3 separate regions of the Mus musculus genome follow, and regions 1 and 2 are each linked to region 3. The links are chromatin loops, found by intact Hi-C in ENCODE. Cell type or tissue: left cerebral cortex. All regions are shown on one strand. Region 1 overlaps Rims2 (regulating synaptic membrane exocytosis 2). Region 2 has its middle 19 kb from the start of Gm45924. Region 3 overlaps Cthrc1 (collagen triple helix repeat containing 1).

Region 1 (2,500 bases), 140 kb before region 3:
TTGCTGGAGAAAAATGAGTGTGTTTAATTGGAGGCTGCTGTCCTGTCTACTGACAGTCACAGGACTATGGTCTGTGCACCTTTGCACTTCGAATGTCCAATTTGACATGAATCCTAGAGGACCTTGGCATTAGGATTTCAGTTTAGAGATCACAGCTTTTGTTTTTAACATTTTGTAGATTTTTGTAGAGCTTATTTAATTTTTTCACAACGAAATGTTATGATGGTGCTGAAACTCTAGTCAAAGCATCTCATTTTTATTTATTTTTTTATCTTCTACCCACAACTGGCCAAAAATGAAAACTCTTCTTCAGTATCAAAAGATTTCCTGTTCCAGGGCTGGGAAGAGCAGCTCAGTAGCTCAGAGAGTAAAGTGCTTACTATGCAAACATGAGGACATAAATCCACATCTCCCCGAATCCACAGAAAGCCAGACATAGTAGCCCACAGCAAGTGTAGTCCAGTGCTCCTACGTCGGGATCAAAGATGGGGACAGGAGAATTTCCGGATGCTTGAGAAACAGCTAGTCTGTCTTACAAAGCTTTCTAAAAACTAAGAGCCTGTGTCAAGGTGGAAGGAGCAGGTGAATACTGGATGCTGTCCTCTGACCTCCACATGAATGCATGTCACACCCACACACATAAAGAAATATGCACACACACATTAAATACACACACAAAGACTAAAAGATTTCATATCTCATATATCTTGTGTAAGCTAAAGTTAATGCAAATTTTTAAACAAAGTTTAATTTGTATCTAGCCTTCAAAAAACTTTTCCTGCTCCTTAAGTGTGTTCTGGTCCACACTGTTTTATGCAAATAGCTACACTTACTGCAATTAAAATTTACTGATCCAGAAGTTAAGCATACCATTTTTATGTCAATACCAATTTTTGCTGATCTTGTAAAAACGTCAAACCCAGACAAGATTTTTAAGGATAAATTATAAATAACTGTCGTAGACACTGCCAAACTTTACAGTATCAATCCTATTAACCCACGACTTATTTCTTGTTCTTCCACATGATGAGATACATTCCTTCTACTCTAACCTAGGCATGATCATAAAACATGCTTTGTACAAAATGTAAGCAGAAGTTATGCATGCACTTCTGAGAAGAAACTTAAGGAGACAATTTGATTCAACACTGTTCTCTACTGCTCTATGCACAACATTACAGAGAGTGTGTGCATACATAATAGTCTATGCCGGGGATGATAATGGTGCAGAATAGACACACGCACCCCGTAGCCCAGAGAAAGAATCATATAGAATAAAAAGTAAGTCAATGCTGTTCTACATATGGGCATTTGAGGACAGCATCGTCTATGACAGGCAGCCTATTAAAAATCCACTGCCTCTCGGTTCCAAATCTACCCTTCTCTGCCCAGCTTTGTATTTTTCCCTGGGGTGCAATGTTAAGATTTGACAGTAGAGGGAGCCATGATGACATTAAAGGAAGAAATGTCTCCGTGCTTTGTTGCTTTTGTTTACATGGCTACCTGGAGCTAATGAATACCCACTAGTATTAGACCTACTTGTATGCTTCACCAGCACCCCACAGGCCTTCCTTCCAGCAAATTCTGGAGGCACTCCCACCGGCAAGCTCTTAGTAAATCTGACTGACATTCCAATAAGCTTCCCAAAGGGTTCCTTGAGCACCACAGGCAGCCTATCCACCAAGGCCAACAGCCCCCACAAATGACTTCCTTTCATAAAAACAGACGACTTTGTTTGCCCTAGCTTGGCAAGCACCAGACAGCAAAGTGGGCCGCAGCCACACCTCCACAGTGTCTGAATCTCAGCCTCAGGCACAAAGGAAAAAGCTTCGTCCATTTTTTTCAATTCATGGGTACTCTGCCTCAGGATAATCTATATTAATGTTTTTCTGCTCAAAGAACTATCGTAGCTTCTATATTCTAACTGGACTCTGAAACATGGTCTATGCTAGCATATAACACAATAAATGGTAATATGAATGTATGTTAATATTTAGGGGTTATTTGTTGGATTTTATTTCACAGCTACTTCTAACATCCATGACTGCCAAATGATCTGATCACACTTTAAACACAGTCATAAAGCTGAACTCACAGAACTACTTTTTTCATTTAAACACACTCTTTGCTACTAATTCCAAAAGAACAAAATTATATACACACACACACACACACACACACACACATATATATATATATATATATACACTTTACTGTAAGAAAAGGAATAACCCCTCACAAACTATGCAGTCACTTGTTTCCCAGCTGAGGCTCTGTATTGTAGGCTGCAGTCTTTAGGGCAGGCATTTGAAAAGTATACTTTCTGCATTTTGCATTTTCTTTGATTGTTGTGTCCATGTTCTCTATGGAATCTTCTGCACCTGAGATTCTCTCCTCCATCTCTTGTATTCTGTTGCTGATGCTCAAATCTATGGTTCCTGATTTCTTTCCTAGTGCCTGGCAAACACAGAAGTGGATGCTCACAGTCAGCTATTGGATG
Region 2 (2,500 bases), 370 kb after region 3:
ATGGTTTGCACGGTTCAGAGGGACAGCCTGTGAGGCGCCCGCCCGCCCCTGTTCCCTTTATTCTCTTCCTGCGGTGCTCAGTAGCTGAGTCAGTGGGGTCAGGGCTATTGCGCACGTCTTTGGTGATGTGAGACACTGTGGGAGGAGGGACATGGTGATACTGTCATTATTGAAAATCACTTCCACCCACCAGCTGAGTCACTGGGACGTCACTACTTAGGATTCTGCATCAGTCTCAAAAATATCCCTCTGCAGAGCTTTCCTCTCTGCGGGGCCTGCCTGCTGCTCCGCTCTGAGGAAAATGCTGGTCTCCACAGAAAGCCCTGCGTCTGCACTGCCACGCCCATACGGTGCTGCCCTGCCCACCAGTGCAACACCAGACCTGTCCTATATGAGTTCTGACGGAGGCCAAGCAAATAACCTGAACTTTGCACGAAGATTCGAGGAGGCTGAAGAAGACCTCATTCATCTAAGAAAAGAAGCCAGGCGTAGAATCTAAGTTCCCTCCCTCTCAGCCTTGCTCTGAACTATAACAGAGGGGTAAAGACCTGGAGTCTGAAATAAGGATCTCTCCCCGAAATCCCATCAGTGGTAACATAGCACTCTGCTGAAATGACTGGGTTGCCTTCACTCAACCGCAGACTTCAGAACAAACTAGAGTGCCCCGCCCCCAGACCTTTTTTCTTGTTTTCAGATCACGAGTAATAATCACTCCCAGCTCCTCCAAGTTCAGACCGAGAGCTTTCCTACAAACGCTTGGCTGCTTTCCAGACCACCACTGAGAGTCCAGAAGGAAAAGTAATTTGCCACATGGTGAGGTGGTAGGGACGGGTGGTTAAGGTCTCAACTTTGGAGCCAGACAGACTGGAGGAAGACTGATAGGCGCGCCATTGGGCGTGGGGGGAGATAGGGCATGGGGAAGAGCTGACTAGGTTCTCAGTTTCCAGCCACCATTATCACCACGGGGCTGTTCTGAGGATTAAATGAGATGATGACCAAAGCACTCAGTGTAGGGTGACATTTACCAAACCCTCTGCAAAGGTCACAGCTGCTACTGTGAATTTAGGATAATTACCCCCCAGTCTCGTGCCTGGCAGTGGCTGACCCTGGTCAGATACTGTGAATGCTGGGTCTGGTCTCACTTTTGAAGACTTTTCTGTAATGGCTTTTGTGCAGGAGAGTCCTGGGTCTGAAGCCACTGAGTTACACTCTCAGGCCTAGGCAGGTTTTTTTTTTTTTCCCCTCCAAAAATAAATTATTTAAGTTTTAATAATTATTTAAATATATGTTAAATTTAAAATATGGTATTCTATTTTTGAGCAGTTTTTAGAATCATGTTGGCATAGCAAATCTTTACTGGAAAAAAAAAATTTTTTTTCTTTTATCGTATGAGTGAATAGAGCCCCCTACTGTTTGGATAGTCTGACCTGTCTGGGTTTTGATTTTTAGTTTGTTGTTGTGGAGTTTGCGCTTGATTCATTCAATTTGCAAACTCTTGAGCCCCTTCTAGAAGGGTCTGTGAGGCTCAGAGAATTGGTTAATACATCTACTAAGCACAGCCCTGAGAACGTGGGGACACCTGCCTCTCCCCTGAGAACTTGGGGACACCTGCCTCTCCCCTGAGAACTTGGGGACACCTGCCTCTCCCCCTGAGAACGTGGGGACACCTGCCTCTCCCCTGAGATCGTGGGGACACCTGCCTCTCCCCTGAGAACGTGGGGACACCTGCCTCTCCCCTGAGAACGTAGGGTCACCTGCCTCTCCAAGGTTAAAAGCCGGTGAGAACAGGGCATGCTTTTGGAAGAAGGAGGCACAGGGCAAGCTTCCACGTCAGAGCTGTGGTCCTCCTCACAGGGGCTGAGAACCCTCTCACTGGCCTCTATGGGGCAATATCTGAGGAAGCCTTGGCACGTGGCTAACACAGAACGATCCGTGACAGACAGCTCCTTTCCCTATCCACTATGCTTTGAGGTGATGGCTGAAAGCTACACCCAGCCTCCATCCTTCAGAAGTGGACGCAGGGGTTGGATCTAGGCCCCAGACTCTGGCAAAGGTGGGGCAGAGATGGGACTGCTCCAATCAGCTTCCAGATTTCAGACCGGCACTCCTACATTGCCCATAGAAGGGTGCAAGGGCAGCGCTTTCTCCTCCTGAACATCTGTGGCCTGGAACCCTCTTCTGAGAGACTTCTGCCTCCCCACAGGTCAGCCCAACCTCTCTTCTAAGATGTGTCTCTCCTAACGTGTGTCCTGGCAGTGCCTGGCATCCCGCATCAGCTTTAGGGTGGCCCGAGGTCTCATTTGCCTTCCCGAAGCCTCATTGCTTTCCAGATGATCACCAGTATTCCTAACATGAGCTTCTGCCTTCCCTCTCCTCAGGATGAACCAGGACAGAGACATCTTCATCCACAAGGAAAGGCTCAAAGGGGTCTGTGAACTGAAGGGGGAACCATATTTTGGACCTTTTCATATTTCTAAAGAAAAGAGACAGGAATGTCTCC
Region 3 (2,500 bases):
GTTTTGTTTTGTTTTGTTTTGTTTTTAAGAGACAGGGTTTCTCCTTGTACCCCTGGCTGTCCCAGAACTCTCTCTGCTTCTCAAGTGCTAGGATTAAAGAAAGGCATGCACCACCACTGCCAGGCCCATAATCCCATATTTTATCAAGGGACTTGGTTCTTGGAACTTTTACATTACTATACAAGATTTTTAATGCTTGTTTTTGGTTATTTCTCTTTTTTGTTATAAATATTAATATAATGAGAATACTTGGCCATATAGATTTTTTTCCTTTTGAGTGATTTCCCTAAGATTAATTGCTAGGGAAATAATTGTGAAATAAAACTTTAGCAGTCAGTAGCTGTCTTGTATCACAGCATCTCTAAGTTGTATGTGCACCTCCTCTGCTCTTCCCATTTTTATGCAGAGGAAAGTGCAGTGGGTAGAACTTCTCCAGTCCATTCTGTCTTCCTCAAGAGGAGTCTGTGGCCCAGTTAGTTTCACGTGATCCCCTGTCCTCAGCAGGTGTGTAATAATCTAGCAAACCATCTGTAAGCGCTAGTGTTCTCTGTTCTGTTGTTTCTTTCTGTGTGCTGTAGAATTTAAAGGCGTGGATTCTAGAACCTTTTTTTTTTTTTTTTTTTTAAATACTAGACTCATCCCGTCTTAGATGTATGAGACCAGGCCATTTACTCAGCATTTCAGTGCCCATTTCCTTATGAATAAAATGAAGATGATAATAAGCATTCTTGCCATGAAGTTAACAGTTGGTAGCACACGTGTGCCTGTAATCCCTTTCCCCTGGGAAGCAGAGGCAGGGACCCAGAGTTTAGGATCCTGTCAAAACAGCAAATTTGTGCCTAGTCTGGGATACATGGGACCACACCTCAAAACACACACACACACACACACACACACACACACACAGAGAGAGAGAGAGAGAGAGAGAGAGAGAGAGAGAGCACGCATGTTCACATTACATCAATGAGGCTTGAACTTAGAACCTTACACATATCAGGCAAGTACTCTACCATTGAGCTACAGTGGAAATATTTTGAGCGTTGCTTATCAATTCCTGCACTTATCCTTGTATTAGTTCACATAGAAACAGGGATGATGTTAGACTTTTCAAAACACAATGAATTCCAATTAAATTTTTTACTTTAACATTTCATTTATTGTTGTAAATTCCTCTAGTATGATTTGATAATTTCTAAATTCCTCTCAGGAAAGATGCTACATAGAGTATGTTTGTCTTTTCTTAACTTAAAATGCTAGTTCCAATAGGTATTTAGAATCATTAGTGAAAGTCAACAAAATGAAAACATGTGAATGGAAGCTCAAATTCCCTCACCCAACGCCCCATTTCCTGTGTTGGCCACCAGGGGGCAGAATTCAGTGGGAGCGTGAAAGACACGCTTTGAAAGCGCCTATACAAAGTCGCTTTATAGAATCTGTGGAAACCTTCCTAATGACTGTGTGGACTTTTTCTGACACCAGAACCAAATCCAATCTACAGGATGCACCTGAGCCTGGCAGCACAGTATGCTTTTCCAAGTTGGGGTAGAGTTGTGGTACTGTATAATCCTTAGAGGGGGAAAATGCTAGCTTTATGGGGAAATGACTATTTTATGTATCTTAACTACACATTCATAATACGCAAACTGCACACGAGCCACATTCATGTGGCACTTTTTTTTTTTTTAACAACTTAGGCACTCAAAATAGAACTGTAGCTCCAACACAGTATGCTTTTGTGGAGGAAAATTATATATCAGAGCATAAAACAACAAAACCCTACCACTGCTGCGTGAAACAGCAGGGATTTTCCCCCAGTGCTTTTGAATCAGTTTAGAACTAGCTGTCAAGGAGCTTGGTTTATTAGCTCAACTTAGAATGTCAGTGGAAGAAATTCAAATCTAAAAAAAAAATAATAATAATAAAATAAGTAAATGTCCCCTGTCCTTTATGTATCGCAGTGCCTGACAACCATATAGCTTGGTTTAAGGACAGAAGTTTATGATGTGCCAAAGACTACAAATCTATCGATGGCTGGCTTTTGAGTGGGACAGACAAACTCTCTGCCCTCCACTAGGTTTATTGACTTTTAGAGGGAAAGGTTTTAAGCAAACAGACTTTCCCACAGATTAGCCTCTCAGAAAGCCCTTGGGATATTTGCTTTCCTGGGAGCGCTTTCCTTCCCCTTAGCTTGAGTACAGTGTTCCTGACTGGTTAAGACCTGACTGCTCATCTGTTTTAAACAGATCAGGCAAAATGGGTCCTTGGAAGGGCTCCTAGTGGGGCCTTCATTTTTCCCCTTCAGCTTCAAAGCCTCTGACCACTCCTGGCTCAAGCTGTGGTCCTCTAAGGAGTAAACTGCAGTTCATATTTCCCAGGGAGATGACACAAAGTGATTCATAATCTTCAAGTTAGCTGAACAAATGCTTTGTGGGGGTTGTTAGCCTCTCCTCCAGGCAGACGTGGCCAGACCGTGGCCACTGGTCCTCACAAAGGACACGTT

Evidence for each region. Peaks named below come from ENCODE experiments on the same cell type or tissue, not always from the same donor. Only the 100,000 strongest peaks of a DNase experiment are listed, where the experiment ranks them.
Region 1: it touches region 3 in a loop (2.3-fold over the local background); 8 of 42 quality-filtered maps call a loop at or near these places.
Region 2: it touches region 3 in a loop (9-fold over the local background); 9 of 42 quality-filtered maps call a loop at or near these places.

Annotation. Positions count from the first base shown.
Region 1 is chr15:39,216,385-39,218,884 of GRCm38, reverse strand. The region is part of intron 1 of Rims2 (regulating synaptic membrane exocytosis 2); the gene reads right to left. Among named protein-coding and RNA genes, the nearest start is that of Rims2, 19 kb to the right of the region's middle. In left cerebral cortex, a CTCF peak has its summit at 1,430 (motif pointing right); a DNase peak (open chromatin) is centred at 1,419; H3K4me3 peaks cover 188 bases.
Region 2 is chr15:38,708,004-38,710,503 of GRCm38, reverse strand. No RefSeq gene overlaps it. Among named protein-coding and RNA genes, the nearest start is that of Gm45924, 19 kb to the left of the region's middle. In left cerebral cortex, a CTCF peak has its summit at 1,408 (motif pointing left); DNase peaks (open chromatin) are centred at 183, 669 and 1,071; H3K4me3 peaks cover 652 bases; H3K27ac peaks cover 1,220 bases.
Region 3 is chr15:39,077,600-39,080,099 of GRCm38, reverse strand. All of the region lies in intron 1 of Cthrc1 (collagen triple helix repeat containing 1), which reads right to left. Among named protein-coding and RNA genes, the nearest start is that of Cthrc1, 1.9 kb to the right of the region's middle. In left cerebral cortex, a CTCF peak has its summit at 1,352 (motif pointing right); DNase peaks (open chromatin) are centred at 1,400 and 2,387; H3K4me3 peaks cover 765 bases.